Regions from separate parts of the Mus musculus genome. Here region 1 is linked to region 2. The links are chromatin loops, found by intact Hi-C in ENCODE. Cell type or tissue: left cerebral cortex. All regions are shown on one strand. Links, peaks and the distances in the headings refer to the core of each region. The heading gives the core; the rest is flanking DNA. Region 1 has its middle 67 kb from the start of Clnk. Region 2 has its middle 32 kb from the start of Gm46937.

The links. Peaks named below come from ENCODE experiments on the same cell type or tissue, not always from the same donor. Only the 100,000 strongest peaks of a DNase experiment are listed, where the experiment ranks them.
Region 1: it touches region 2 in a loop (2.5-fold over the local background); 2 of 42 quality-filtered maps call a loop at or near these places.

The regions. Positions count from the first base shown.
Region 1 is chr5:38,935,953-38,951,893 of GRCm38, forward strand. No RefSeq gene overlaps it. Among named protein-coding and RNA genes, the nearest start is that of Clnk, 67 kb to the left of the region's middle. In left cerebral cortex, for the core only: no CTCF peak of the experiment used is centred there; DNase peaks (open chromatin) are centred at 9,471, 10,186, 10,507, 10,859 and 1 more place; H3K27ac peaks cover 1,120 bases.
Region 2 is chr5:39,042,464-39,058,404 of GRCm38, forward strand. No RefSeq gene overlaps it. Among named protein-coding and RNA genes, the nearest start is that of Gm46937, 32 kb to the right of the region's middle. In left cerebral cortex, for the core only: no CTCF peak of the experiment used is centred there; DNase peaks (open chromatin) are centred at 6,873, 8,836, 9,329 and 10,569.

The DNA.
Region 1 (15,941 bases), core at 5,416-13,415, 100 kb before region 2:
TGACAGAGCCATCTCTTCCGGTCAGCCAGGGTCAGACATATCAGGCACTTGGCTAACTCTTTTTAGCTCATCTGTTTGTATAAACCACAATGCCCTGCCCACCCCAGCACCTTCTATTCTTGAAATGTCTCTTGTGGTCCATTGGTGTGGCGTGGGCAGGAACAATCAGTTATCTTCTGTAGAATGGGACTGGGATGAGACAGGAAATTGTTTATGTTGTAGGCTACTGGGAGATGACAGTCACCAAGGGGGAATGTGCAGGCTCTGGAACCAATGGGAGAGAGCCAACTGGTTAGCCCAGGGGCTGGGTGTCCTCTAGGACCCACACTGTGGGTCCCTTTCACAAAAGCCCATCCCATAAAAAAAATAGAAAAAAAACTTTGATCAAATGTACATCTTCATCCTTCATCATCCCGATGGTAGGACCACCATCACTGCCTGAACATGGCAGCAACATTGGTATGGTTGTATGTTCAAGACAGAGAATTTTGATAACACCCAATCCAAACTTTCCCTCTTCTTCAAGAATCCAGGCCCCTTCAAATGGGTCTGGTCTATTGACAGTCTAATAATTTTCTATGTATTGAGGTTAGAACAAGAAGTTTAATTGACTTACCATCAAAGGCACTGCTGTTTAGTAAGGAATCAGCTAATGGCCTCAACTGCTTCTGCCTTCACCAGAAGTCTTCTAGGTTCTCAGCTGATGTGAGAAAGAACCAGCAGATTCTCCTGTCACAAAGACTGGTTTCTGAATCGTGCTTTTGTTCAAAGGATCATCCCTTGGAGGCTCCCTTGTGTGGAGCCTGGACTCTTCAGAATCTTGACTATTTCATGAGCATAGAGGTCAAGAAGAAGACATGACAGGTGGAACCTCTGGCTCGCCACTCAGGGCATGAAGTTACCATGTGAAGTTTATGCTGTAGTGGCTCAAGGACAAAGCAAGAGGACAGAATCTAGGTTGGGCCATCAGCCACACCCACAGCTGTGTTTACATCAAACAGGTGTGCATTCTAATGGTACCTAGTTTTTATATCCCTGAGCTCAGAAATATAAGGCTACCTCCTCTTAGGATCTTTCTAGAAGAAAGATAGTAACTATACCATTAATGTTCTTTTTTCCCCCTACGCTTTCTGTGTACAGTCTAGGTGCTGATCTTTTGTTGAACACATTGTGAACAATCTTCTCCCAGGATACGGCTTGTATTCTCACTGTTCTCATGGAGTCTTTTGATGAAAAGAACTTCACATTCCATTCTGTATTGATTGGTGAGGGTTGCCTGGAGCGTCACTTTACAAAGGGATCTGAGAATGAGCTGGCTCAGTAGGAATGAGCACCATGATCTATTGGAGACTTCTGACAACGATGAGAGCCCCCAGGTCCATCAATTCACAGTGCTGGAATAAGCTATCTAACTAGACAGTGATTTCAGACCACATTTCTACCCATGCTCTCATTGGATAGAACCCTGGGGATGAGCTAATGACATGGTCGAAGTTCCTGAAAGAGCAGAGGTAATGCAGACTATCAGAAGGTAAGGGACACACATCATCCCTTAAGGAGAAGATAAAAGTTTACCTTTCTAGTAAGATTACTCTCAAGATTGATGAATGAATGCCTTTGCCAAGTAGAAAAAGTTATATGAAGTTTTGGTTATACAAAGTCAGTATAGCCTAGAGTTCCATCTGCAGGCTGTTACCTGCAGAAAACAGCCCAGTGTTAAGAACTCAAAGGGTTGAGGGCATCTTTGATGTTTTGTAGTCTCATTAAAAAACTTCAACAAAAGTAAAATGCACAATGTTTAGAGGTGAAGGCTGTTCATTACCTAGAGAGTATAGTGATGGTATATAAAGTCATCAACTTGTATATACCAAACAAACAGATTACATATGAATTGTAGGTCAGAAACTATTTGAAATACAAGAATAGCTCAAGAAATGTCAGCAAGCAATGGTTGAACATCCTGGTATGTCCTTGAGAACCCCAGCAGCTTGGTTGGCCTTCTTATCAAGTACAGCAGGCTGTGTTAAGAGAGGAGTTTGGAGAAATTGGTGACTGGGTATTTAAAAGATCAAGGTAAAGGAGGTATGTTGGTTGGTCTCATCAACCTGAGAGGATTTAGAATCACTTAGGAGACACACTGTGCATATCTGTCAGGGCATTGACAGAGAGGATTAAGTGGAATGAAAACTCTGAATACAAATTTCACCCTCCAACAAACAGCCCAAACACAGAACTCTGAGAAATCAGCCCACATGTGTCTTACTGTTTGTTTCTGTCTGCGAGAGTGTAGCTGCTGCTTCTACACCCAGCTGGCACCAGACTTCAGCTTTTTTGACCATCTTATGTGGACTCAACACATGCAGTCCTCCCTGCTGTTCCTCGTGTCTCACAGGCAGATATTTGAAAATAAGCCAGGAAGGGAGGACTCTAGCATATTAGCTCCTCACAGAAGTCATACTATTAGGATATCTGTGAGTCAGTATAGTTCTGCTCAATCCAGTGTCTTTCCCAAGTCTCTAGACCATGGTTTAGGTTTTTGTAGAAATAGGTATTATCCAACTGGATATCCTTGACCAACTGTCAGGATTCTCTGAGGATGTCAGTGCTTATCTGTGAAACAGAACAATCCCTACTTCATATAGTAGATGTGAAGCTTCATGCATAGGGCTGGGTGAATCACACACATACCATACCATACCATACCCCTAACATCTTCCATAAGTGTTCAACAAATGGAGTGGTCGCCATGGTGACAGAGACAGTGATTTTGATGTATGCTGACCTCTGGTTCCCTAGGAGTCACACCATAGTGATGTCACTATCCCCACTTGCTTCAGAGAGAGAGAGAGATTGAGAGAGAGAGATAAGAGTGTGCATGTGGTCTTCAAGGAAGCACAGCACTGGAAATGGACTAGTGTGGGGCCAAGCAAAATGAACAGTTGGAGAAAGAACCGAAAACCAATTAAATAAATTCTAATTTTAAACTTTCAATGGCTCTTTGTGGCTTCAGGAGAAAGGCAATTATATGATTATAATGTGAAGGGAGTATGCAAATGAACTCATCTTGCCCAAACTCTTGCTCATACTGTCATAAAGTTGGGAGGAAGACCTGTTGGGTGGGATGTGCAGGAAGCTGAAGGTGGGGAAACAGGAGGTATAAATGATCATTTTTTTTTCATTGTATACATGTATGAGAATCTCAAGTGTAAGAAAAATAAAAACAAAACCAATCATTTTCATGTCATAAGACTGTCCGTATTTTGGGAATGACAAATTGAAAATTTCTGAAAATGACCTTCTCTTAGGCTGTGTTTGTTTTCCTCTCTATTTCTTTACAGTTTTGTAGCAGTTCACAAACCCAGTTTTTGTGAAGTGTGTGTTTGTGTGTGTGTGTGTGTGTTGTGTGTTGGTAACTGCTGGTTTTGCCAAGTAGACAAGAAACTCCTATAGGCTGAGGACTAATTGCCGGCTTTGAAACTCTTTTGTTTTCTCCTACCAGATGGGCAGGAAGAATCTGTTTGTGAGACAAATAAGAGCTGACTATAATGAAGCCTCTCAGATACAGGATCTGTAAACAGTTCTCAAAGGGTAAACATGAAAATGTAGTTATTCCAAACGGAGTAAACAGAAACAAAGCAAGCTTGTGAGTAGCAAGGGGGTATCTATGGTGTGTCATCAATAGTATTGGTTGGCAGATAAGAAAATCTCAACCCCGGTGCTAGGACAATGGAGACCACCAGATAGATGTGCTGCAGGGGAAGGTATCGAGTCACCGTGTTAACACAGCTCCCAAGAAGAGGCTCAAATAAAAGGAGAGAATCTGCATTATTAGAATCCATTTTCCCTTTATGTCTTATCTGCTTTCCTCCCAGGTTATTTTTGGTAAGTTGGTATTAACCTTCTAACGGAATGCCAATTAAAGCAACTTTCAATAGGATGAGTTTAGAAGACTCGACCCAAAGATGAAAGTGAATTAGCTCGTCAGTCAGTGTGGATGCTTGATTCTAATCCGAGTTGGATAATGAATGAAATTCTTAGCTGTTGTCACCTGGGATGGCTACATATAAAATGGAAAAGGCCACTCTCCAAGTGATGAGTGTATTTCTCTTGGTCTCCTTTCATTGTCTCATTGTCTTGAAAGAATCTCGTTGGTTTTTTTTTTTTTTCCCCTACCAGTCCTTCCCCTGACAGGAACTTGTTTTCCACATCTTGCCTCATGGTATCCCAGTGCTCATGACTGTGGTATAAACTGGCAATACACTATAGTCTGTGCTGATATTTCGAGTGTTTTGTGTGACATCGGTATTTGCTGGTTCATGGAAATCTGAAGCCAGCAGCTCTGCACATTTTAGGTTGTGTTCCACGTACATGGGGCAGATTCCACTTTATACTCATGATTTGTTAAAAATAATGACGTCAAAAGGGAACTCATACAAAGGTTTAAACCCTGGGTCTGCACATACCTTTCTGCAGCAATATAATTCCAACTCTCCTCACATTTCCTGCCCTTTAGCGCTTTTTTGTCTGTATTGCTTCATCCTATGACAATCTGGTCTTCATCCTACCTACTGACTCCTTGTTGGGTATTCCCCATCCCTGTTCCATCTGCCTCATTGTGTTGTCTTACATTAAACTATCAGTATTTCTTCTTGTGCCTTGATTCTACCTGGGGCCATGTCTTTACATTGTTGACTGGGTATTGTCACTCAACCAGAGACAGACTGATGCTATGCGTACTTGCCCAGCCTACTATTGGAAAATAATAAGTTTAACACCCACCCACCCCCCAATCCCGCCCCGGACAATGGCATAGAGACATCTCATTGGTGGTGGTATCCTTCTGTCATGGAGGGGTAGAACAGTTGGCAGACCTTTGTTTATCCTAGCTTGATGCCTGGCTTGGTGGCCAAAGTTGTTGTTTTGTTTTGTTTTGTTTTGTTTTGTTTTGTTTTGTTTTGTTTTTGTTTTTGCCTAGGACTCATAAAAATTAAATCAAATTAAATCAAATCCAGGCAGCACAGGGCAAATGGAGGAAGACAGACAGAGACCTGCAGACCTACATGCCACCCACAGACCTAATGCACACATAGGTGGGCCACAGATTCCTGTTTGTCAACAAACTATGCAGAGTGGATGGATGCCTATGAGCTGTGTGGCCAGCCTGCAGTGGGATGTATCACAATGTTTGAGTATGTGGTGGTCAGATAGAAGAGAAAGAAGTGAACAAGCTTGAGCACTATGAAAGAAGATGGAGCTGGAGACTTGAGGGTGGAGAGGAATAGTCTTTAGTGAGTGGCCAACCCTGCCACCTAGGTCTAGAGGGCTGTTCAAAACTGTACAGTACAGTAGAGCTGACCCTGGTGGTGCAGTCTCAGGTGAGCCAACCCTAAGGGCAAGAGCAAAGGATAGTTAGCCCTAGGGTTATGAGACCCTGCCCCTTGTTGGCTGCTGTGCTCTGGAGAGTGAGTTCTGCACCTCACCTAGGCAGCACAGAAGGGCTGGCCCTGGTCATGGGTGATGAGTGGGCCAGCCTGAGGGCAAGCACAGGAGAGCTGTACTAGCCACTTGTCTACTGTGTGGTGGCATGGGTGCGGAGGTGGTACTTGCCTCCTCCCACCTTCTGTGGCAGTTAGGAGAGCTGATTCTGGGGTCATGAGAACAGATGAGCAGGCCTGGCTCCTCTCTGGCTGCAGAACTCTGGGCTTTGTACCTTGCCTGGAAAACACAGCAGAGCTGGCCCTTATGGAAGGGGCTCAGGTGAACCTACCCAAGTGCAAGAGTGAGGGACAACTGGTCTGGAGTGCATGAGAGTGGAAAGCTAGCCCCCCTCACTGGCTATATCATTCTGGAGTGCATGCCCTGTACCTTGCCTGGGCAACACAGCAGAAACTGGCTCTGGAGGTATGGGTGCAGGGGAGTTGGCCCAGAAGGCATGAGAACAAGTAGGCTGACCCTGCTTTCTAATGATGGTGGCATTGGGTAGTGGCATTGGGTAGCCTAGCCAGGGCAGTGCTGGAGAATTCATGCTGGTGGTATGGATAAGGGAGAACATGACAAGTTTTGTTATCAGACCAAGGTATAGGCTCTGAGATGGCCCGCTCCAAAATCAATATCATCTGTGAATGGTTGAGACACATGAAAGAGCCAGTCCTGCTGTTCCAAAGTTGAAGGATCTCCATGACACAGGGCGACAACAGGATAACCTGGAGGAGTCCCGATGAGGATCCAATGTTGACAATGCCACAGAGCTAGAGATCTTGAACCAGACCAATGACTCATTGCAATGAATGTTTGGAAGTGAAAACATGTGGACAGAGGGAGACAGTGTGGGAAACATTATGACATACTATGTCTTCCGTGATGAGATGTTTTCTGTGCTTTGTTTTTGTTGTTGTTTGTATGTGTGTTTTTTATTATGTGGGAGGTTGCAAGGGCAAAGGGCAAATATAAAGAGATAGGGAGATGAGTGGGACTGGGGTATATGTTGTGAAACTCTCGAAGAATCAATGGGAAGTTTAATACAAGAGTTTAAAATAAGAATAGAGATAGTCAGGCAGTTAGTTTTATACATAGTTATCGATTAATGTAGATGGTAACTTGGTGGAGAACTATGGCTGATAGGGTGAATATAAAGAAGGACAGAAGTAGATGTATTCAGAAGTAAACACTAGAGACTGAGCTGAGAGGCAGAATTATGCAGTAATTTAAGGCCAGCGTAGATGTCCTATTTTAACCCTTTCCCATTTTTCAAATGATCGTTTAATTTAATTTCTCAAACAATCATAGTGGTGTCCATCTTAAGTCCCAGTTAGGGTTTGTCTCTCTAGTTTCTAATTGAAAAGGTAGATACCTAAAATTTTGTTATTGTTCAATTTAATATGATCTTAACTTTGTAAGTTGTTTGGGGATAGTATGAGAAAATCAAATGTGTCAATTTCCTTTGGTAATAGATGTTTGAAATGTAGATAGGTGGCCAGAGCACCATCAACTATAACAAGCAAGGAAACAGATGATGTATATTGGTGGGTAAAACCTTAAGTCACAATAGGCTTAAAAGGAGATGCTGTTTTCTGGCTTTTGTGTCTTTCATGCTAAAAATCATGTCAATAAGTAGAAAACATTGCCTTATGTGGTGGTTTAAATAAAAATAGCCTCCACAGACTCATAAGGTGTGTCAAGATTGAAGGTATGACCTTGTTGGAGTGGCTGTAACCTTGTAAAAGGAACTGAGTCACTTGGTGCAGGTTTTGAGATTTCAGAAGCTCAAGCAAGGCCTAAGGGCCCACTGTCTCTTCCTGCTGCCTATATATCCAGATGTAGCACTCTCATCTTTTCCAGTACCACACCAGCCTGCATGCCATCATGCTTTCTGCCATGATGATAATGGACTGAATCTTGAACTGAAAGCCAGCCTCAATTGAATTTTTTCCTTTATGAGAATTGTCATGATCATGGCATCTAATCACAGCAATAATACCCTAAGACACTGTGACAGAGATGCCTGGCACTCTTGTTAGACTTCACTGCTATGTGGTGGATGTAAACAATGTGTTTTGTATGTCTTACATCTTTAGGGACTAGAGTAGGCTTCCTTGTAGTGAAGCTGCTCTAACTCTTGAGGCTGGGTACAGTTACTTGCCCAAAAGGAAGTTCTGTTTTCTTAAGTAAATGGGAGATTTTCCACAGGGCACTAAAACAGAAAACCAGGCTGCCTTTCCCAGTAGCTGCATTGATGATTAGATATGGGCTTCAGAGATAGGCAGTGAAGCATTCTGTAAGGTTGGAGAGGGCTACGTGAGCTTGGTGTGGCTTGAATCCAGCAGTTTCAGGACCTGAGAAAACTGAAGAGTGAAGGATGAATACTGAATCTACCAAGCTTGCTTGAGACTTTAGAAGTTGATAAGGATAATATAAAGGGAATCATATATTTAAAATATTTGTCTGTACCTGAAATGTCTGAATTTGAACTTGTATGTATTATTATTTATACCTATTATCCAACATCACCAAGAGCAGACTCGATTATGCAAGACCTACATTATCTTCCTGTATTTCAATTAACTTGCTGTCTATCCTCTTTCTCTCCCAGCATATAAATAGAAGTCTTCACTCCAGGTATTATGTGGATATTAGTACATCCATTTCAGAAAGTTACTAGGAAGTTTTCATAATCTTTGATTTAAGCAACTTAGATGCAAATATTAGGTGTGAGCTGATATATAAAGTTAAAGATAAGAATATTAATTAGACAAAGATCAGATGTCATTCTTGACTGTAACCATGATTAAATGGTCCATCTTTTCCATCCTTTCCTGGTCTCACGTGCTGTAGTTGTGAAATGAAGATCCACCTCATGTTCAAATTCTTCCAGAGATACAATGAGATAATTCAAGAAAAGCATTCCTCAGTATGCCTACATACTTCCAGGACTCTGAAGGCTGTCTGCTTGCATCAACATAAAATTTTCTGCAAAGTTCTTCATCTGCTCATGTCTGCAATGGTGGTCATGTCCCAGATAGCTTGCTATTTTCCTGACCCCCTGCAATTGGTATAGTCAAAAATACTTTAAAAATGTATACATCACCTCTTCCACACTATTCATAGAATAAAAAGACATTTGGCATAGGGAATGCATATATCATATGCCATGTTTGATGTGTTCTCCTCCAATCTTTTATTACCACAGGTGCCGAGGTTTGGTTTGCCAGTTTAGCAACTATGGCTGATTCCTTTTCTTTAGCTTCTGTAACATCCAAGTCCAAGAGACAATTCTTCTCACATATACATATCAGGCCATCTCTCATCATCTCCCTTTTACAAGTAGCGTTTGACTGGAGGATTATTTAAAAGACAGAGGACCCCTGCATTGCCCGTGTATCAGATACCATGCAGGAAAATGTACAGGAGTCCTGAGCAGAGGAATGTAGGATGCCAGGCTGTGGTTCCTATGAATTCATAGACCCTGTTTAGGTCACATCCAGGGCTTCATACCTTCACTTGTTTTACTTCTGTCATAAACATGTCCTTTTTGTCCATATTTCTAGCAGGAACGCTTTATCTCATGGATTTGGGGGTTTTCTGTTGCCTCTTCCTCCAACTTCCTGCCTAGATTTCTCAGTACTGCCATGGTTCCTTTCTTGGGTTATCTGGTGAAATGCCACTTTCCCAGTCCATTTCCTGGAGGCCTTAAATAAATAGCAACATCCATTTTACCCCTTTCTATCTCATTAGGTTGTTTTAAAATTCTTATCAGACAGATCTTATTGCAAATCTGACTCAGTATGAAAGGCTCACAAGAGCAGGCTGCTTGTCATATTTGATCTTGGCTGTTCAGAAAAGCACATCAGCTATTGCTCACTACCACCCCATCAGGATGCCTGAAGTCCCTGTCTCTAAAGTGTCATTCAGGCTTAGAACTGCTTATTGTTGGTTTTAGCTCAGGCTCAGCTCTTGGCAGTTAACTCAACTCTACTATTGCTTTGCTTCCATAAATGACTATTCCAGCCTAAAGTTCTCCTATGATGCTGGAAGAGTGACAACTTCTATCTATGGATTACTCTGTAGCCTTTTGGGTGCAGGCTAGGCTAGGCATATATTCCACTATCCATAAAGGGTTTCAAGGTTCCCCCCCCAAACCAAGCTGTGTGATACTCCATCCCTTATGTCAAACAGCATAATAATTAGTACAACTTCCACACACCTTTACATGTACTTTAAGTCATATCTAATAATTTAATATGGAGGCTATGAAATAACCATTGTACTTTATTGTTTAAGCAATAATTGGAAAAACATTTGTATTTTCTTTTAACTGCTTTTCATCCAAGATTTGTTGGATTTAACATGATGGAATCCAAGGCTGCATTCAGCAAACTGTGCTGGGTCACACGTACAGATGCTGGTATTAGACAACTCAGATATAAGTATCACCTTGGTTACATGCCCTTGAACCAGTTGCTTAGCTCACTTTTGTGGAAGAAGACAACACAGGTGCTGACAAGTGGACTTATTTCATGGAAATGGGTTACTCTCATCCAAGCACCATTCCTGGCATATGCAAGGCTTGGTCAATGGCTGTGCTTCTTCTGTTTGTCACCGAAATTACATCCCTGGGCAGATCCAAAGCTTTGTTCTCTGCATGGCCCACAACATCTGCCAGAGCTTCCCACTCAGCAGGTGCTCAAATACTCTGTTGATTTCTGGTAGAATTATTTCCCACAAGAAATGTCACAAGAGATGCTTTGGAAAAGCACACCGAGGCAGTTCTATTTGTAAAGCTGTCTGAGGACCAAGAGGGCAGAGCAGAGACTCAAAGGGAAGTTTCTCGAAGACTCCTTTGGGAAACATTTTCTCAATATCTAGTTTGAGCTAACCACCTCACTCTGAGCTCAAGGGATGCATCAGAAGTTCCTTTTAGTATGGCCTGTGGGGAGACAGATATGCAAACCAGCGGCTGGGCCAAAGCAAGGAGGGCTGAAAGGCAGGCAGTGCATGTGTGTCTCTGTCATCTGTGGAGGGGAGTGTCCTGGACAATTATAGCTTCAGGATTAGTCAGTGGCCCCTATTTCTGTTTCTGCGTGCTGTACCAGTGATTCTGAAAATGAGAATGGTGTTAAAATTGAAAATGGAATTAGGTCCCCTGGGAACAAGAGCAGAAGTGGTTTGGGGAGAAAAATATCCAAACTGTAAAACAAGAAGCAGAGATTGAACCACAGTTGTTGATTTCTTCATGCACAATCTGAAAAACCGTTCCAAAGACTTAGTGTTTGTTTACTTGTGGTTCCAGCTTGCTAATTAATAAAAGCACTCCATTCCTCCACAGACTCTGATGAAAGGAAAAAAGATAGCATAACGCTGCACGGCCTTTCAGAGGAGCGAATATTCTGGCTTCCAGGTCCTCAGCCAGAGCATTTATTCTCACCTGTCTGTCCCCGCCTGTCACTCAGATCCCCATCTCTTTTGCAATGGGCTTCAAATAAGAATATCAAATTAAGATGATTTTTCTGATTAAAATAAGCTTAAAATGCCAACCTTACTAACAATTTTAGGAGACAAAAGATAAAGCGAGGCATTCTGAAAATGCACTTGTTTTACAAGTGAGCTCTAGGATTCAGCTAATAGTCCTACACACATGGCTGTGTTCTTACTGAAAGCTTAAACTGACACAAGACCATTATATAAAAATGGGTTCTATTTCGATATACTAGCAATGAAACACCAAGAAAACTAAGAAGATAGCTCCATTCACCACAGCAGTAACAATAATAAAAATATTAAGAATACATTTAGTAAGAGTGCCAGGCTGGTAACTGGAACACTGCTGAGAGAAATCAGGAATGAAGGAGGGCAAGAGACTAGAACAAGGCAAAGGAGTACGAGGGATAAACAGCATGATGGGAGAAGTAGGGCAGGGCAGGGAGGTCTAAAGGGGTTTGGGGAGGAGGATCAACCAAATGAAATGTGTTCAAAAATACTACACAGAAACCGGTTAGTAACCAATTATTATACTATTTTATTATTATTATTATTATTATTATTATTATTATTATTATAAGAAGACAGAGAGAAATCCGAATGAGGGGAAAGCACTCCTCTGTCCATGCAAAAGGAAACTCAACATTGTCAGGACAAAAACACTTTTGAAATTGATCTATGGATTCAACACAGCCCAGTTACAAAGCCACATGATTTCTTTGGAAGAGAGGCACAAGCTGATCATGAGTTTAACAGTGATAAGCAAAGGGCCCCGACGACTGGGCGACAGTTCTGAGAATGACTAAAAGGGAGAATCCAGGGTTTTTGTTCCAAACCTTATGCTAGCTCCGCAGTCCCCAGGACTATAGGGCACTGGGGCAGCAACACAAGTGGAGAGCTGTGAGTGGAATCAAGAGCACAAAGTGTATTTATCAAAGAGACTTAAATTGTGTTTTTCTTCCAAGGATGGCAGCAAGAGCAGGAACCAGCCACACCATGAGAGCGCATACTTAAAATCCATGTATGTGAGACATGCCAGAGCTTCGGTGTTGGTTGCTTTTCTTCTTGTTGTAATGAAACACCTGACAAAAGCAACTTAGAGAAGATGGGGTTTATTTGTGTATTTTTTATTGAAAACATACATTTTTCTCCCATACAATCTATTCTGATTACCGTTTTCCCTCTTCCACCTCCTCCCAGATCCTTCCCATCTCCCCTCCCACCCAAATCCCCCCTTTCTTTCTCTCTGCATTAGAAAACAGGCACCTAAAAATTGTAAAAATTTAATTGAACAACAACAACAATAACAACAACAACAACAACAACAACAACAACAAAAACACATAAAACTAACAGACTGGAGTAGTACAAATCAAACCAAACAGAAAAAAGGAGTTAAAGAAGAAGCACAAGAAACACATATAGATGTGGAGACACATGTTCATAGACACAGAAATCACATAAAATATCGGGAACCATAATACATACACAAAGGCATGTAAAGTTAAAAAAAGAAGAAGGAAGAAGATGATAATGAGAAGGAGGAGGAGGAAGGGGTGAGGAGGAGGAGAAGGAGAAGAGGAGGAGGAGAGGAGGAGAAGAAGGGGAAGGGGGAGGGGAAGGAAGAAGGAGAAGAATAAGAATAAGAATAAGAAGAAGAAGAAGAAGAAGAAGAAGAAGAAGAAGAGGAGGAGGAGGAGGAGGAGGAGAGGAGGAGGAAGAGGAGGAGGAGGAGGAGGAGGAGGAGGAGGAGGAGGAGGAGAAGAAGAAGAAGAAGAAGAAGAAGAAGAAGAAGAAGAAGAAGAAGAAGAAGAAGAAGAAGAAGAAGAAGAAGAAGAAAACAGCAGTGTCGAAAGTGCCACTGAGTTAATACTGTATTGTTCATCTGCTGCTGGGCATGGGGCCTGCCCAGAGAGGGTTTATTTTGACTAATGATGGGAAAACATGGCCAAAGGAGCAAGAAAGGAGCAAGAGGTGGCTCCATTCAGGAAGGGAAAAGAAAAAGATTGAAGGCAAGAAAGAGCACAGGTGGGGGCATGCCTACACATGAACTGGTGCTTGGTTCACTACCCCCCTCCCCCCCCCCGACTTTGTTCAGTTCAGGAACTCCACCTATGGGTTCCACCCGTGGACCCCACCCATGGACTCCAACTATGCCATGGTGTTATCCAAATTAGGGTTGATCATTCCACTGCAATTAATCTAATTTAGAAAAGCCCAAGTAGTGTACTGTGTGACTCCATTTATAAGGGACAGTGACAGAAAGATTGGTGGCTACCAGGAAGGAGAAGGAAGACAAATATGAAGTGGATGTAAAAACCTGTGGGAGTCCTTAACAGGTAATGGGTGACAAAGGTGTTCTCAGATAGTGGTACCCAGATAGTTGCACAGTTCTGGGCATACTAAGATCCACTGGCTGGAACATTTTGGCAAGGTGAGTTTTACGAATATATTAATTTTATTTCAGTGAGGCTGTTAGTCAAAAACAAACACGACAGCCAAAAGAAAATTGTTGACAACAGAAATCATTCAGGACCACAATAATGAGAGATTGCTATCTGTGTTCTCCTTTTCCCTAAACCCCAGAAATCCATACCCCCCACTTCTCTGATGTTTTTGTGCACACTAGAAAAATTTGAATAGCCATTACTGTAATCACACAGTGTCATGTTACAGTCCATTTTATGGTTATGAGCCAGGGTGGAATGTTTTATACGACCAAGCACTTATTGTTCATTTCACCATTGACTCTCAGAATTATAACTGGCTCCACTTTTCTCAGAAACCAAATCAAGACCCAGGAAGTAAACAAAAATTCCCAAACTCATAAAAGAACTCAGACCTCTCCGACTTTACAGATCGCTTTCAATTCTTATTCCATGCCGATCCCATTTGAAACTAATGCCCACCTCCCTGTCATTCCCACTGATTTCCGATCTCTTTCGTAACCCTGATGCCTGTAACTTTCCCACTTCACTTATTTGAAGATGTTTTCGTGACCCCTTTAGCCTTTTCTTCTCCACACTAACCTTCTCAGTCTCCATTACATCTTCTTCCTCCTCCTCCTCCTCCTCCTCCTCCTCCTCCTCCTCCTCCTCCTCCTCCTCCTCCTCCTCCTTCTTCTCATTCCTCTTCCTTTTTTGGAGACAGGGTTTCTCTGTATAGCCCTGGCTGTCCTGGAACTCACTCTGTAGACCAGGCTGGCCTGGAACTCAGAAATCCACCTGCCTCTGCCTACCAAGAGCTGGGATTAAAGGTGTGCACCACCACTGCCCGGTCCATTAAATCTTCCTTAGATTTAAAAGTTATTGTCATAAGCTCTTTCTACATCCGCTCTAAAGTGAAGGGTCTGGTGGCAAAAAAAAAGTAATATGAAAGTATTACTTCAGGCTCTGAAGTACAACATGTTGCTTCAGTCACCTTAAAATGCACGCTTACCTCCTCAACTTGACTTTAAAGGCAGGCAGTTTTGGCAAACCGCATTTGAAGAACTGGATGGGGTTCAGATAGGTTAAGATTTGTCTTAGAAAACCTAGCCAGCCGTAAAGCAGTAGACATAGAAATGAAACCTGGGTCTTTTATTCAATCACTACCAACTGAATTAATTTGACTGTTTAGGAATCCCCAGACCCTCAACTTCATAGGCAAACAAGAATTGACTCCAGTCTCCAAAAGTATCCTGCTGAAAACCTAGCAGTTTCTAAGCAGCTAGAGGCTGTAAATCTTAGGGTAGATGTCACTTTGCAGCCAAGTGTATTTGTTGTAATTAGAAGTCCCTAAAGTTTTGAAGGGCTCTTTGTTTGCTGAGCCGGATATTTTCTCTTGAAAGGGAAAGAAGACATTTTTTACTCAGCGTGGTTTGATGTCACTGTTTTCCTTACCACAGTGAGGTAGTGTCCCAGAGAGAACATTTCTTGGCTTCTCATTCCTTTCTCCCAGGACTCAGGATTCTCTCGTCACAGGGTGCCTTTTAGCTGCAGCAATGGAAAAAAAAGCTGTTATTTCGATTAAAGCATAAAATGCATCTTGTATGCTGAGAAGTATTTTCCCCTAAAATGTCTGGAGTCCTGGGCAGCCCTCTGGCAGGTGACAAGCCTGAGGGAAGGGATCTCTGCCTTGCTGGAGGGGCCCAGCCTTTGGCTATAGGCATTGGTTACACCCAGTGGTGGCTAGAAGCTCTCTCTACAGGAAACGGCTTTGGCTAGTGAAGGCATAAAGCTCGCTTTAATGACACATTTGGTATGGAGCTGCCTAAGGTCAGACTGTGGCAAAAGAAGGCAGCTTTTCTCATGAGTTCCCAGGAAGTGATTCCTGCCCGTCACCAAAGGCAATGGGGGTTGCGGGAAGAGATCTCACCGTGACAGGGCTGCCTTTTAGTTCTTAGTTTTACTCTGATCATAAAAAGTGAGTGAGATGTAAAGTGAATAACTGAAAAAAATAAATTAAATAGAAGAGAAATGTGAATGTAAAAATGTATATTTTTAAGTTGAATATATATATATATATATATATATATATATATATATATATATATATGGACCAGAGGGTGGAATGGGGTCTGAACAGTGCCATCTGCTGCATGTAGAGGTCCAGCTAGAAGAGGAAGTGAAGTCTGGTAGAGTTCTTTGAGGGGCTAGAGGGCAGGTAGTGCGCATCCCCACAACACCCCTTTCACTATACAGCAAGCATCTCTAGTGGTTGCTAGTGCAGCAAAGGGCTTCAGCTGGAACAGTAGTCAGGGGTTTCCAGATCTTCAGATCAGGGATTGTCAAAGAGCAACTAAAAACAAAATGTGAGATTTAGAACACTTTTGTTCAACTATTATAGATAACTCACCCTCAACCCACAGAATTACCCCTGGTGCTAAGTAATTCTAACCACTCTGTGTGTATGTGTTTGTTCTTGATCTGAAAGGCTCAAATATTCAGATTTAAACTCAGATCCACGCCACTCCACACATTTGTCAG
Region 2 (15,941 bases), core at 2,764-10,763:
ATGGCTTAACTCCTTTTGGACTTCTTTGCATAACAATTTTTTTTAAATATCCTGTGTAACAAATATTGTGAACTCAGGGGATAAAAACGCTTCTTTCTTATTCATATTTTTGCAGGTTAGGAGTCTGGTAGGGGGCTGGGCCTTTTGCTCAGGGTATCACAGTGCTGAATTCACAGTGCTGGTTAGGCTGAGGCCTTGTTGTAAGCTTTGGGGAAATATCTGCTCTTAAGTTCAGTTTCTGCTGGTGAAATTCAGTTTCTCATTATTGAAAATGAGATTTCTCATTTTCTTTCTGGATATCCATCTCATGGGTGAGTGTATTTGAAACTCAGCACTTTCAGTTAAGAAAAATCGTAGTGGTTGATCTTGTTAGTGTTAGAGGAAAGATGAGAGAAGAAAAAAAAAATGTTAGGCAAAGGGTTCTCTGAACATTTACAAAACAATGACTTCTGTCTGTATTGGAGGTCCCTTCATTTCTCACTATACATGGTCCTCTCCAACTCCATGACTGATATTGTTCTTCAAAGCCTCTGGTTCCTGTGTCAGCATTAAGGGGCTCATGGGATAAGACCAGCCCTCCCTGGGCAAGCTCCTACAAAGGACAGAAGTAGACTCTTACCACATTTGCAAAATTCTTTTATGGAAATACTTAGTTGAGCTTTGTTCTCATTTGGTTTCCCAAAGCTGTGATAAACACCATGGTCCCAGCCAAGTCAAGACAGAAAGGGTTTATTTGCTCCACAGATCACACTCCATCATCTAAGGAAGGCAGAGCGGGAACCTGGAGGCAGGATCTGAAGAGAAAGCCACGGAGGGCTGGCGAGATGGCTCAGTGGTTAAGAGCGCAGACTGCTTTTCCGAAGGTCCCGAGTTCAAATCTCAGCAACAAATGGTGGCTCACAACCATCTGTAACGAAATCTGATGCCCTCTTCTGGAGTGTCTGAAGAGAGCTACAGTGTACTTACATATAATAAATAAATAAATAAATAAATAAATAAATAAATAAATAAATAAATCTATCTTAAAAAAAAAAGCCACGGAGGAGTGCTGCTTGCTGCTTATTGGCTTGTTCCCCCGTGGATTGCTCAGTCTGCTTTCTTATACAACCCCCAAACCGTCTTCCTAGGGGTAAGCACTGCCCACTGTGGTCTGGCCCCCTGCACATCAATCAACAGTTGTGAAAGTCACCATCAGATTGGCCTGAAGGCCAAGAGATGTGTAGATTTGTGTCAAGTTGAAAAAAACTAACACAGCGTTTGATTGAATTAGTGAGTAAAGAGGTATGTCTGCCTAGGGCAAAGGATTTAGTAGTGTTTTTTCCTTTTTTGAGTTCTGTCAATCACATGTATTAAGCAAATGTCTAAGTCCACGCATTTCCTCTTTCTCTAAGGGAGCACATTTTGTAATAGAAACTGTCTTAATGGGATATTGTAGTTTAAAAGACAATGATGTTGTGAGTGTAACTCAAGGATATACTATGGGTAGCAATTCACATGGTAAGGGTTCAAGCCTTGTATTCGTTTCCATTTTTGATTCTCATATAATAATTGTATGTACTTGTGTGGAAAGTGTAATACTTCAATAAAGGTGTATAATAGGTATAACTTCTTTAATAGTCTAAAAAGTCTAACTAAATATTATTTTTATTAGGTTATATCTTCTAAATATTATTTTATTAGGCTATTACTTCTATGTTAAATTGGCAAAGAGGTATTAGTATTTAATAATTTTCTGTGGTTTTTGTAATGCAATGTTATTGTTTTCAGTATTATGTGCTATACTTGTTTAAGAAACACATTTATTGTCTCATTTTTGAACTAGCTCTTTGAGAATTTCATACAATGCATTTTGGCCATATTTATACCTCCTCCACTCACCCCAGCTACACAATTTTGTGTCTTGTTACCAAATTCGTACTGTTCATATTTTCTTGTTTATGTGGTCATGGAACCTGGAACATACCCTACCAGCAGTCATACCCTTAAAGAAAATGGACTCTACTTCTCTCGGCAGCTCTCAGTAACTAATATTCCTTATCTAGGGGTGGGAATTCTCTACCGAGGTAGTTAGTATCGGGGACACTGGTATTTTGGCTGGCTTGAGCTTGCATGGGTCTGTGTTTATCCTGACCACTGCTGTTAGTATTGTGTGCAGCTGCCATGTTATGTTGAGAAAACACATTTTTTTCCTTGTAGCTATTCACCTACTCTGTCTCTTACAATATTTTCACCTCCTCTTCCTTTTCAATCCGTAAGGCTCAGGAGGAAAGGTGTGATAGACATGTCCCATCTCTGAGCATTCCACAGTTAGAGACACATTTTTATTGATTGGGTAAATACAAGAAAAATCCATGAAGCATTGAAAAATACCATAGCATTTATTGGCTTCCAGTTCATTGTATGTTTTAAAAATTCTTTTTATGAAAATATACCAGCAATACAAGACTATGTTAATATTATAAAATATAAAAGGCAAATTAAGCTGAAGATATTTTTGCTATTTATTTATAGTAAACACTAAGAGTTTTATCTTATATGTATGCACAGTTATTAATAGCAGTGCATTTATATTTACTATTATGCATATTACCTTATTTAATTGCATGTCATCATTTTGATTTTCACATTATAAAGATGAATATATATTTTAGTACTAAATATTGGGCTAGGCCTTTTCTTTGTTACAATTTTTTTTTCATTTTTGTCCCCTTTTCTTATGAGTGCTGCTGACTAGCAGGATTATATCTGGTATCTGTGAATTGCTTGCACTTTGTCTGGTGGGCAACTTGACAGTATTTTTCTAAGTCAAGTGTTTGACCTTTACTTTTTAAGATCATATCTAAGTTTGGTCACTTTTAATCTCCAGTTACCAGCATTTCCACATGTGGGTTTTGTCTTGGCGTTTTTCACTAGGAGGACTTTCCTATTCCATGATTATAAAGATAATTCTTTATCACTGAAGAGATCTACTAGTACTTTAATAATATGCATTGACATCATTTATAATATCATTTATGATGTCATAAAAACAAATTCACTAATTTCAATAAGTGTTTATTTAGTTGTTATGAGCACTTATTTTTCACATACAGCCCTTGTTTTTTTTTTTAAAATAAGTTCTGGGCTTATTATTGTGACTGGTAATTTCTTAATCCTGAATAAACTTTGCATTCACATGTGCTTAGGGTTATGTAGCCTGTCTATGTTGGGTCATAGCACTGTCACAGATACTAGCTTAGAATTCCATGTAGATTTTCACAGTTTGGTTCTAGTTGATTCTGACAGTATCAGGTGACATATTTCTACACACTTCCATATTTCTTATAGACAGAGGTTGGAACCATGAGTTAGGTCTGACTCAGGCTCATCAGGGTTGGTAGACTGCAATTTGCTTTGTGTTGCATTTCATCGGGGCCCATTTTTGCTGTGCTAAAATTCAGATATAGATTGAAATGGAGCAAATCAGTCTCAGTAGCTGATTGTCTTTCTAAGGTAGGATTCCAGCACTGATGCTCAAAGCTTATTTTAGCCAATTATTTTCAATCAGAGCTTTAAAACATTTTTCTAGATTTATAGTTCTTTTTTAAAATTTGCAAGCTAGGATTAGTCTGTAAATAAATTTTCTTGGTGGTTTCTTTACCACCAAGAGCTACTTGTTTTCTGTGCCGTGCAATTTGGACAAGAGATACAAGACAAATATTTACTTCTAATGTCTAGAGAAAACAGTTGATAGTTACTGCCCAAGTTACATCCTGTGATAGCTACTAAGGTCATTTCTTCTTCCGCTTCTCCTCCTTCCCCTCCTCCTCCTCCTTGTCCTTCTTCTCCTTTGTTTCTTCTTCTGTTTTTGTCTCTCCCCATTTTCTCTTTATTTCAGATTCATTTTTCAAATTTTATTTTCCCTTATTAATAGCTGTATACCACATTCTGAGAAAGATATAGAGAAAGGAAGTTTATTTGGTTCACAGTTTGGTCCAAAGCAAAAGACTCTTACCTGGTGACCAGCCTCTTTGTAAAGTTCCAATGTGGTACAAAGAAAGGCATGGAGACAGGCCACATGCAAGAACCCAGGCAGAATGTTATAGCAGGACTACTTCAATATAACTCGTTACCCCATTAACCATATGACCATACATGTAGTCAGAAATCTTTTAAAGGTCTCACCTGCTCTCACCCCTTCATATCTCATGCTCAGCATTAACTTTCAATCTGAATTTCAAAGGAGAAACTTCCTTCAAACCAGCAGACCACCCGCTCTTAAACAGTGACTGAATTTTAGCCAGTTGCATTTATCATTCTTTTGATGTTAAAATTACAGTATCTTTGGCCATTGGAAAGCTGGTTCATGCCTACTCTGGTAGGCAGTTTAACAAAATGCACTATTATTGCCTTGGTTATTCTCTTGCTCTCTGATATTATACTGTATCCCAGTTTTAATTTCTTGTCCCAGAAATGCTTTTAGCTTTATTACCCTCCTTCCTTTATGCTTAAACTTTTAGCATTTAAAAAATTTAAATCCACTTGATTGGAGTATAATTTACATAATTAAAATGCACCTACTTAAATGGGTTTTGACAAATATATTCACATATCAGATGGCCACTGCAATCAAGATGGAATACCTACAAATTCTCAAAGTTCCCTGCCTCTCTCTAATCAAAGCCTACCAGCACCCCAGTCCTAGGCAGCTATTGATATATCTTTCTGAATAGAAACTCACATTTGGTTTTGCTTATAGAATTTCTTCAGAAAGAAAGAAAATAGGAAACCTCCTTCTCTTCCTAACAGTTTTTCTTCAGAACAAGGCTTTTGAGACTCCGCCTTACCATTTCTTATAGTAGAAGTTGGTTATTTCATGGAACCAGATAGCATTTTGTCCATTTAATGGACAAACTGTAATTATTAGTTCTTCTATTTAGTTGTTGGCTGACATGAAGGTTATTTTCAGTCTTGATTATACTCTAAATAAAGCTTCTCTAATAATCATATTCAAATATTTAAATAGGAAATTGTGTTAATTTTCATAAGGTAAATCCCCTTTGGGTCATCTTTCTGTTAATGAAATTAATGAAATAAATATTTGAGATAGATAATTGGTAAGATAAAAGGTATATTTTGGCTCACAGTTTTGAATGTTTCAGTACTTGATAAATCGACTGCCCTATTGGTTTGGGGCCTAAGGCAAGGTATTATGTCATGCTAACTGCACATAGCAGAGAAAGCTCTAGTTAGGGCTTTAGGGTAGAGAGAAACGGAATAGACCAGAACTTTTAAATTCCTATTCTAATAGTTACTTTTCTGTTGCTGTAGTAAATTACTATGAGCAAAAGGAACTTAAGAGAGGACGTATTTATTTGGGCTCATAGTTTCAGTGGTCGAGTCCATCATGGAAGGGAATGCAAAGCGGTGAGTGCCCAGAGCAGGAAGCTGCACTTTCACATCTTAATTACTAAAAGAAGAAGAGCAAATGAGTTAGACTCGGGGCTGAGCCTGCAGACACACAAAAGTCCATTTCACTCTCATACTTTCTTCAGAATGGTTCCAGTTCTCAAAGGTTCCACAGACTTCTCAATTAGCACCACCAACCAGGGACCAAGTGGTCAATCCTGCAAGCCTATGGGACACATTTCTCACACTACACCTGCCAAGAGCACACTCTAAACAACCGAATTCCTTCTCTCCAGTCTCAACCTTCTATATGTCCTGTTATCTTCTATATGTTCTGTCGACTTGCAGCAGCAGCAGCGTAGACTGGGATCCAAGTCTGTAATCCATGGGCCCTTGCTGTAAATTCAAATGCCAATATTCCACTCCTATGTACATCTTATGGTGCAAAATTTATTCTGTCACTCTTCAAGAGTCTTCCAAGTCCTAGTGATCCAGGATTTTACAAAATCCAAGTCCAAAATTTCCCAGGTGACTCAGAGCAAGCTCAGATTTGTTTTCTATGGAAAACAAATTAAGAAAGTCATTAAAGAAATTGAAAGGAATCTTAAGTATACAATCAGCAACTAAAGAAATTACAAATATTAACTATTGTTTAAGACATGGTAGACAGAGCAGCCTTCCCAGTCCTTGGGAAATGAGTACACACATGGATAGGAAGGCCTGGACCAAAGCAGAACCAGACAACAAACATTTGATTCAATTTGCCATGTCTTGCACTTAGAACATGTATGGTTGTAATATGACCTTAAAGTTCTTGGGAATCTCTGATCTTAAAGCTTTTTGAACAGCAACTTTCATGGCTGCCCTTTTGGGATGGTGCTATTAACTTCTTGCTGTCCCGTTTGGCAGACACTTTATGTCACTTACATATCAAAATGCTGGTTTGGCTTCCCACTTTTTAAATCAAATACCCTGTTACATTGTGCTAATTTTTAGAGTTATTCTGCATCCTATAGCTTATAGCCCCACATTCCCCAACATCTGTTTTTATGGCTATAGCTCCCCCTTTGCCTTTAAACCCTCCTGCCTCCCTCTGGTAATCCTTTAAAGTACTCTGGACCAACATGAACAATCTAGGATGTCTTCCTACCTCTGACTCTTTAATCCAATCACACCGGCAAACATTTCTCTTAGGAAAAGGCTGTGTATTTGGAGCATTAAGGATGTTAGCACCCTTGTCTATCAGTCACACTTATGATTCAGGTGTGGTTGGTATTGAAATTCCAAGCATGACCATTGGGAAGGTAAGGCTGCTGAAGATTTCCACACTTTATTGATCGGGATGGCTCAGAAGTCTATGGGTGCAAGTATCTGTGGGACCTACTGGGATCTGGAAAATTAACAGCTTTGCTTCTGCCTGGCAGGGAAGAATCCTCTTAGAGATGAAAACAACTCTCTCATGGGCTTATTTAACAACTGGAAGCTGGTGTGAACACCTACCCACACTTCCTCACAAATGCTGATTTTGTGTGTGTGTGTTTAAAGAGTTTAAATTTAAAGATTAAATAACTACACTCTGGAAACAACTCTAGAACTCTGTAGAGCTGCTAAGATATATCCTTTTGCCACGTGTAACCAGTAACCAATGAACATTGGGATAACTGGAACACTGAGCTTTTGGGCTGGAGCTTGTCAGTGCACATCACAGACAAGGATCTCACTGCTGAACTCTACTCGCAGCAGCACACTCCTTTTTATGTACAAATGAACACCCACAGAGTGCACAGAACCTGTTTGTATCTTTTTTCAATCAACCTCTTATTAAATATAATTTAGGATGCAATCATGAATTAGTGTGAGATTCCTATAATAAAAGCATAATATTCTATTTGCTACCTTGGCCTCAAATTCATGAACTTCCCTAGAAACTTTGAAGTTAAAGTATGAGAAGGAAACATATTGGATTAAAATATGATAGTGTTTTTATTGTAACAATGTTTTTCATGGCTGGTTATTAAAATAAAATATACATGCAAATATTTGCCTTCTGACTGATATAAAGAATAAGTTATTGCCTTGGTCTAGTGGAAGACTGGTTATCATGTGACTAATTTTGCAGATGTTTGACATTTGATATCACTATGCTGTGGCTGCATCTTCCCCAAGGCATAGGGCTTTTGTCTGCAATATTGACATGGACTCACAAATTCTGTTGTATGTTTTAGCACTAGGATGGAAAGAAAGAAAATGAAAAGTGGCCATGCTTTCCTCTGGTGACTAAACTTAGAATTGTTCTTATGACTGAGTTACATCCTTCTGGTGAATTTTTTCTCCCACATGATCCAAGCATCTTACTGATAAGGCTGTGAGACACAGCCTTCAGCTTGGACTACTCCCAGATAATGTACCAATGCAGCAAGCCTAGGGCCAATGACATCATGATAATATGATAACGTTATCATGAATTGTTATCAGATATAACATCCTGTTATCATGTATTCTCATTTCTGCAAAGTCACATGACCTACATTGTAGCTCTCAAGTCACTATCTAGTTAAGTCTAGGTTAGACTAGGTTGGATATTCTTTTATAGTCTCTTAGGAATCCTTGCACTTTATTTCATATCATGTAAAGTTACTTGGATTAGATGCTTGGCTGGGTAAATATTTAGTTCACATCTATCCTTGATAGTAGAGCAAGGAAACAAACTGAAAGCAACTAACAGATGTAAATCTCAGAATCCTAGAAAGGTTGCTTAGTAAGTGCTACTTTTACTTGCGCCTCCAATGAGTGGAGCAGGGAGGAAGCTGGTCCTGGAATGTCAGACTTTGTGGCATCAAGCCTGAGTGATTCAGCGAATAGCTGAGCCACCAACAATTGTGATGCTACAGAAAGTAATTATTGCCTAACTGATTTGTACAGTGGTTACTTTACTGGAAAATGAGTTGATTGCCGTCTCTTTTGAAACAAGTTTATAAGATAAAGAAGAGATAAACAAGAATGGCAATGGGAGCTCTGATATAAATGTGGAACTTGGATCTGAACACAATTGACTAAGCATGTCCTTGTCCTTGAATGGCACAGTAGAGCCAAGGTGGGGGTGGGTGGGGGGGTGGGGCGGGGGGCTGAGGAATGTTCTACATCTTGGTAACCTTGATCAGATAGAATGTGCCAGCATGTGTTTCCTAGGAAGGTATTTTGTTTGTGATTTGTGTGACTTGCTTGCCTCTCATGTCCTCTGGAGGTGTGACTGCAGACTCCATCCCAGGCTGTGGTGGATGTCCTGTTCTTAACTGAAATCTTCCTTTTCCCAGAAGATGCCCAGAAAGGACAGATTTGCTTTCTTTCTGTCTTATCCTTCTCATGTTTTCATAACACTTTTATCAGTTTCTTAAGGAATTCTCAACAAAGTGCCCCCAAACTGGGTCACATGCTGTCATCATTTACTCTTTCTCCTCCTCCTCTTCCTCTTCTATTTAGAGAAGAGGATCTCACTTGAGGGATTTTGCAGATCTGATTGGCTTATGGGCGTGACTGGGGGTGGGGTTGATTGCTAGTTGGAATGGAAGGGCTCAGCTAGCTATAGACAGTAGCATTACTTGGGCAGGTGGTCCTGCACTCTATAAGAATGCTCACTCTTTGTCAGGAGGTGGTGGTGCACAACTTTAATCCCAGAATTTGGGAGGCAGAGACAGGCGGATTTTAGAGTTTGATGGCAGCCTGATCTACAAAGTGAGTTCCAGGACAGCCAGGACTATACAGAGAAACCCTGTCTTGAAAAAAGCCAAAAAAAAAAAAAAAGAAAAGAAAAAGAAAAAGAAAAGATTGCTCACTCTAAGCATGGGTCTTGGAGTGAGTCAGCTCTTCTCTATGGTTTCTGATTCAGGTTCTTGCTCTGACTACCCTTAATGACAGACTGTAGCCCATAAGCCCTAAGTTGTTTTGGATCACACCAATAGAAAGGAAAGTAGAACACATCCCTTCCCAGAATAGCTGACTTCCTGTCCCCCGGGAACTGTAAGAAGGAGGATTTTTTTCTCTCTCTTTAGATTCTAGGAGGCCATCATTAGAGTAGATCCCACAGTCTTGGTCTGTCATAGGTCAAAGGAGCAAAACAAAGATTGGGAGAACTCACTCTTGAGACCACAATCTGGTTTTCAAGACCTTTGCCTGAAGGTCCATTCTATTTTTGCAAGTCAAAGCAAAACATATATATCAGCTTTCTCCTGCTCTATGCATTCTGTCTGGGATAAGGTCTCATTTTTGCTCCCAGGCAAATGCAAGCTAGCAAGAACAAAGGTCATGTTCACAGAAAGTCAAAAGAACGAGAATCTCATCAATAATGTAATGGCTAAAAATCTAGATAAATATTACCATCATTGAATGATCTCAGGTCTCTACAGGTCTTTGTGACCTGGCTTAGCTTTCCAGCAGCCTGGTGTTTAGTTTCTTCCGATGCTGGGCGCTTTCAGGAATAACAATATATTCCTCTGAGTTGCTTGTGGATCCCAGATCCCGAGGTGTATCTATCAAGAGGTCAAAAGTTCATTTCCATTACAGGAATAAAGATACAAGAGTCTTCCTGACTGAGCTGGTCTCTGATCCCTCTGGCTCCTCTCTCCTCAGGCCGAGGTCATTACAGCTGAACATAGTGAACAATGTGTCCTTGGAAGCAGCATTCTTATTGCACCAAGGAATCTGCTCCATCAGGGGAAGGAATACAAGGAAATTTAAAAATCATCGTGCACCGGCTGCTTACAATTTGTTGACAAATAAGTAGGAGAGTCAGAACTTATCACTTTTAATTCAGAATATATCACCCTGCTCCTATAGGCCCAGCTCAGTGGGAGAAGGGGCAGTGGAAATAAACAGATATAAGGTGAGGTATTGGCATCAGACAGCCTTTGACCAGAGACGGATTATGCTTTTTAATGAATGTCGTGAAGTTGGTGAAGTTTGAATACCATTTCTAAGGGATATAGATCCAGGAAAGCACTTCTTCAGTTGTATGCACTTTTGTTTTTGAAGTAGAAACATCACTGAAGAAAACAGCTCCCATATGTTCTCACTTTGAAAATTTAGAATAATTAGTGTGCTTTAACGAGTCAGTAGATCTGTCTTCCATGTGAGCACCATACGGCACATGCAGTAAATTGGTGGTTTTCAAGTGTCGCTGGCAAGCCTTGCCTGGGACTGAAGCTCAGGTGGGTGGAGGCTGTGACAATGGGAACTTATTTATTCTGCCTTAAGTAGGTGGCTGCGTTTTTGCACTGCTCTGGTTTGCCACAGATCATAATAAACAGCTCATTACCAAGCCCCCCTTCACAAAACCCCAAAAGAACACAGTGAATGTGTCAAAAGGAAATAAATATTTACTGAAATAACTGACAGACTCACTCACAGATATATGCCAACTTCATGTTTGTATGTGTTATTTTTACTGCATTTTTTTCTCTCCAAGCCTTTCTAGAATGTCTTTTTTTCCTGATGGAGTAGCTTCAACGTAAACTAACTTCTGTATAAACTTCTTGCCCTGGTCTTTATCAATGTTTGGGACCTTGTTTCATAAGCAGGGAAGCCTGTCATGGATTTTGAAGTACTTTTGAATTTTTAAAACAACCTCTTATTCTAAGGCTTAAATCTAACTGTCCAGAGGTCAAGGTTGAGTGAAGTGCGTTTGTTTGGCTGCCTTTTTATCTCTTCTACAACAAGCACCAAATTACTATGCATCCCTGCAGAGCTGACGACCCTCAAATGGGCATGCGTTCAGTATCAGGGGTGTTGAAACACTGTAAGAGAGAACAGAAATAAGAGGCTGTGTCTTACGTGAGGACCAAGGCAATCTTATCTGAGAAAGAAGCATTTGAGATGAGTCCAGTAGACCCAGGAGGTGCTTGGGTCTGGGGAAAGTGACTGGGGAAGAGAGTCAATGCCAGTGTAGGGTGATGGCATGCTTGAAAGACCTGAGAGGGAAGAAAGAGTCAATTATTTGGAAAAGAGATGAGAAAGACTAGGGAGGAGAAAGAGAAGGCTAAGGAAAATTGAAGAAACCTATACTGAAATGAAAAGTTTAGGACTTCAAGATGGGTCTGCAGAGGCGGCTCATTGGTTAAGAATGCATACTGTTTCTACAGAGGATCCAAGTTTGGTTCCCAGTAACCACATCAGGTGGCTCCCAACTCTGTGTAACACCAGCTTCGAAGGATCTAACACCATCCTCTTTTATGAATACCCCCATGTGCCTGTGTGCCTCTCTCCCCTGCAATTAAAATTAAGTTAAAACCGTGTATGTGTATGTGTGTGTGGGGGGGGGAGAGCAGGGGGGTTAAATGAACTAAAGTGATTAATGATTGTTCTACACTTGTTCTACACATGGAGTGATGGAGCTGAAGGTATCTGATTGGTCAGATAGAAATTCTTGCCTTTGCTTGAGAGAGGGTTTCAGCATGGGCCTATGCTTGAACTCATGGTTTTCCTCCTTCCATGGCATTCATTCCCCTGAATGCCAGGCTCACAGGAATGAGCCACTATTCCTGGCTGGAGCTATTGCCTTTCATTAGACTTTTCAACTTTTGCCATTGAGCTATGTAAAGGTAGAAGATACCAGGTAGAAAGCCACCAGCAACGCAAAGGTAGGTGGCTTAGATTAAGGAAAGCAAATTGCATCCAGGGTCACTGATTATTGCTCTGTGACTAGGGCGGGTTTTGAAAATTTGTGTCAATATTCTTTTATATGTAAATTTATGGTTCATTGATTTTTGTAAGTGAGTTGTAATCGAAGTCCATTTTGTTCATTAATTGATGAATTAAAGTTTTCGACATACAGTCATTTTATACCTTTACTCCTGGTATTTTCAGTTCCCCATAGCATCTCTGTTATAGACCTAGATCTATTTCCTTTCTTGAAGAATCTCATAGCTCACTCTTTTCTGTGCCATTAGACTCTGGACAAATGTTTCCCCATGAATCAGTTGCTTTTGATGGACTCAACAGTACTACTTGAATAATGAGCTTTTATTCACACTACTGTCCATTTCTCCTCTTCTTACACGCGCGCGCGCGCGCACACACACACACACACACACACACACAGTGTTCTAGAGAAGATGAGTATTATATGAAGGAGTCTCAGGTGTCTCAGAGGAAGGTACTCACTGATAAGTGGAAATTAGCCCAAAAGTTTGGAATACCCAATATTCAATTCACAGGTCATATGAAGCCTAAGAAGAAAGAAGATCAAAATGTAGATGCTTCAGGCTTCTTAGAAGGGTGAACAAAATACTCACAGGAGGAAATATGGAGACAAAGTGTGGAGCAAAGACTGAAGGAAAGGCCATCCAGATAATGCCTACCTGGAGATCCATCCTTAAAAAGTTGCCAAATCCTGGACACTATTATGGATGCAAAGAAGTGCTTGCTGATGTAAGCCCGATATGGCTGTCTCCTGAGAGGCTCTACCAGAGCCTGATAAATACAGAGGCAGATGCTCAAAGCTAACCACTGGAGTGAGCGCAGGGTCCCCGATGGAGGAGTTTGAGAAGGGATTGAAGGAGCTGAGGGGGGTTGCAGCCCCATGGAGGGAGCAACAGTGTCAACAGGCCAGACCCTCCTGAGCTCCCGGGAACAGGACCACCAACCAAAGAATACACATGGAGGGACCCATGGCTCTAGCTGCATATGTGGCAGAGGATGGCCTTGTTGGACATCAGTGAGGGGAGAGGCCCTTTGGTCTGAGGTTGTTTGATGTCCCAGTGTAGGGGAATGTCAGTGAGGGAAAATGGGAGTGGGTGGGTGGATAGGGGAGCACCCTCATAGAGGCAGGGGAAGGGGTATGGGATAGGGACTTCTGAAGGGGAGCCTTGGAAAGGGTAAAACACTTGGAATGTAAATAAAGAATATCTAATAAAAATTTATAAAAGGAGAGAATCCTATTAAAAAGGTGAGAACTCAGGCTCTTCAGTGACATGTTTGTTAATAGAGTCACTTGGGTTCACAGTCAAGCCCATAGGAAAGAGAGAACTGAGTCTTAGCTAAGAGCTGGGATATTTGTTTAACACAGAGGAAAAAAAATATTGGTAATCAGCCGAGTCTGCTACAGACCATCTCAAATGACACCTTGGTTCCAGACTTGCCTGAGATGATAATGGAAACACTGGTCAAACCTTCCTTTGAATATGGCGTTTAGTCATAATAATTGGTTCATAATATGAACACTATCCTATATATTCAAACGTAAAGCTCCAGGATGCTCTGAGATTGTGTAACAATGAGTTAACTCTCCCCAAGCCTCTTAGTTTATATTTTCTTTCAGAGAATGAAGCAAAGGTATTGGTATTTCTCTCAGTTCATTTCCTGGTCTCTTGGGACACACATGTGATCTTTGAGGTCAATGTTGTAACTCCTTTTCTGAATCCAAAGATGACAGAAGTAATTTCAATAAATTCTCGTTGATCAATAGATGAATAGGTATATATGTAGATTGGATATGCTCTCTCTCTCCCTGTCCCTGTCCCTCACCTCCCCCCTTTCTCCTAAAAGTCACCGTGCACAGAACTCTGGGAATGAAAGAAGAGACACTGATGGATTTTTGGGTGTGTCAAAGCAGAGGGTTTTTTGTTTGTTTGTTTGTTTGTTTTTTTTATCAGTGTTTGAGAACATATGAAGATAAGCCCAACCTTCAAAATCAGTGCATGTCGATGCCAGAATTCTTTTCCCTTCTTCCTACTGTCTTACACTGGTCTAGTTCACCTCATTCTACATACAACACACTTAGCCCACTTCCAGGTCAGCCATATAAAAGCAAACAGCAAACACAAGATATTGTTTTCTTACATTCAAACAACATATAGACTTAATTTCAACTCAACCACTTTACCTTGCTCACTAAAATGAAGGTTCAAGTTTGTAGGGTCACATTCCATAAAAAACAGGTGGGGTCTATAACTCTCTTTTCTAAAAATTAGATTGCAGTGGATAAAGAGATAGAGATGAGATAATTGAAAGAAGAGTAGAGACACGGTGAGCCACTTTTAACAGATGTCATTTAATGATGGATCATTACATGCCTGGTTTAATCATCTGAAGTATGCTATTATCTTCATCTTGTGGATCCAAACTATGGCAGAACTTGTGCAGTTGGGGCTTGTTTAAGATGATAGATTGTGTGCTGCATCAGTGGAGATAATCTCAGAGCTAACTGATCCCAATACTTGGCTTTCTCTTTAGTTTTCTTTGCTTCTTCCTCTATGACACTTATTTTACAATCAAGCCAGGTATCTCTATGAATGTATGGCTTCCCCAGGTAAGGAGATGGCACCCCAGCAGCAGCTGATTAGACTAGAGTGGCTGTAGCTCTCCCCAAATTACTTGAACTGTCTAGGCTGGAGTTTTCCCAGTGATCCCCCATAGCTTGTTGTTATTTGACAATAGTTGGGAGCTGGAAACAGCACTTATCAGCTGCTCCACAATAACAAATATTTCGCGTTAGAATAGAGAGATGAAAAGGAGAGCACATAGGAGTTCTTCCCGTGGGGACAGCAGAGAAAGCATACTGTTCTGGGACTGGCTCTGATGATTGAGATAAGCGTAATCAAACAGGAAGGGCAAAGTGAGAACAGGTGAAGAGGAGAGCAAGAGGCAGGGTTTTGCTTGCAAGTCTATTGACTGTGTCCTTTGCCTTATAGAAGAAGCTTTGTAATTTTATGAGGTCCCATTTGTCAATTCTTGATCTTAGAGCATAAGCTATTGGTGTTCTGTTCAGGAAAATTTCCCCTGTGCCCATGTGCTCGAGGCTCTTCCCCACTTTCTTTTCTATTAGTTTCAGTGTATCTGGTTTTATGTGGAGGTCCTTGTTCCACTTAGACTTGAGCTTTGTACAAGGAGATAAGAATGGATTGATTTGCATTCTTCTACATGCTAACCACCAGTTGAACCAGCACCATTTGTTGAAAATACTATCTTTTTTCCACTGGATGGTTTTAGCTCCCTTGTAAAAGATCAAGTGACCATAGGTGTGTGGATTCATTTCTGTGTCTTCAGTTCTATTCCATTGATCCACCTATTTGTCACTGTACCAGTACCATGCAGTTTTATTTTATTTTATTATTTTTTTTAATCACAATTTCTCTGTAATACAGCTTGAGGTCAGGGATAGTGATTCTGCCAGAAGTTCTTTTATTGTTGAGAATAGAATGACTGAGAAGCACCTAAAGAAATGTTCAACATCCTTAGTCATCAGGGAAATGCAAATCAAAACAACCCTGAGAATCCACCTCACACCAGTCAGAATGGCTAAGATCAAAAACTCAGGTGACACAGGGCGTGGTGGCACACGCCTTTAATCCCAGCACTCGGGAGGCAGAGGCAGGCAGATTTCTGAGTTCAATTCGAGGCCAGTCTGGTCTATAGAGTGAGTTCCAGGACAGCCAGAGCTATACAGAGAAACCCTTTCTCAAAAAACAAAAAAACAAAAAACAACATCAAACAAAACAAAACAGAAACAAACAAACAAACAAACAAAAAAACCCAAAAACTTGAGTGACAGCAAATGCTGG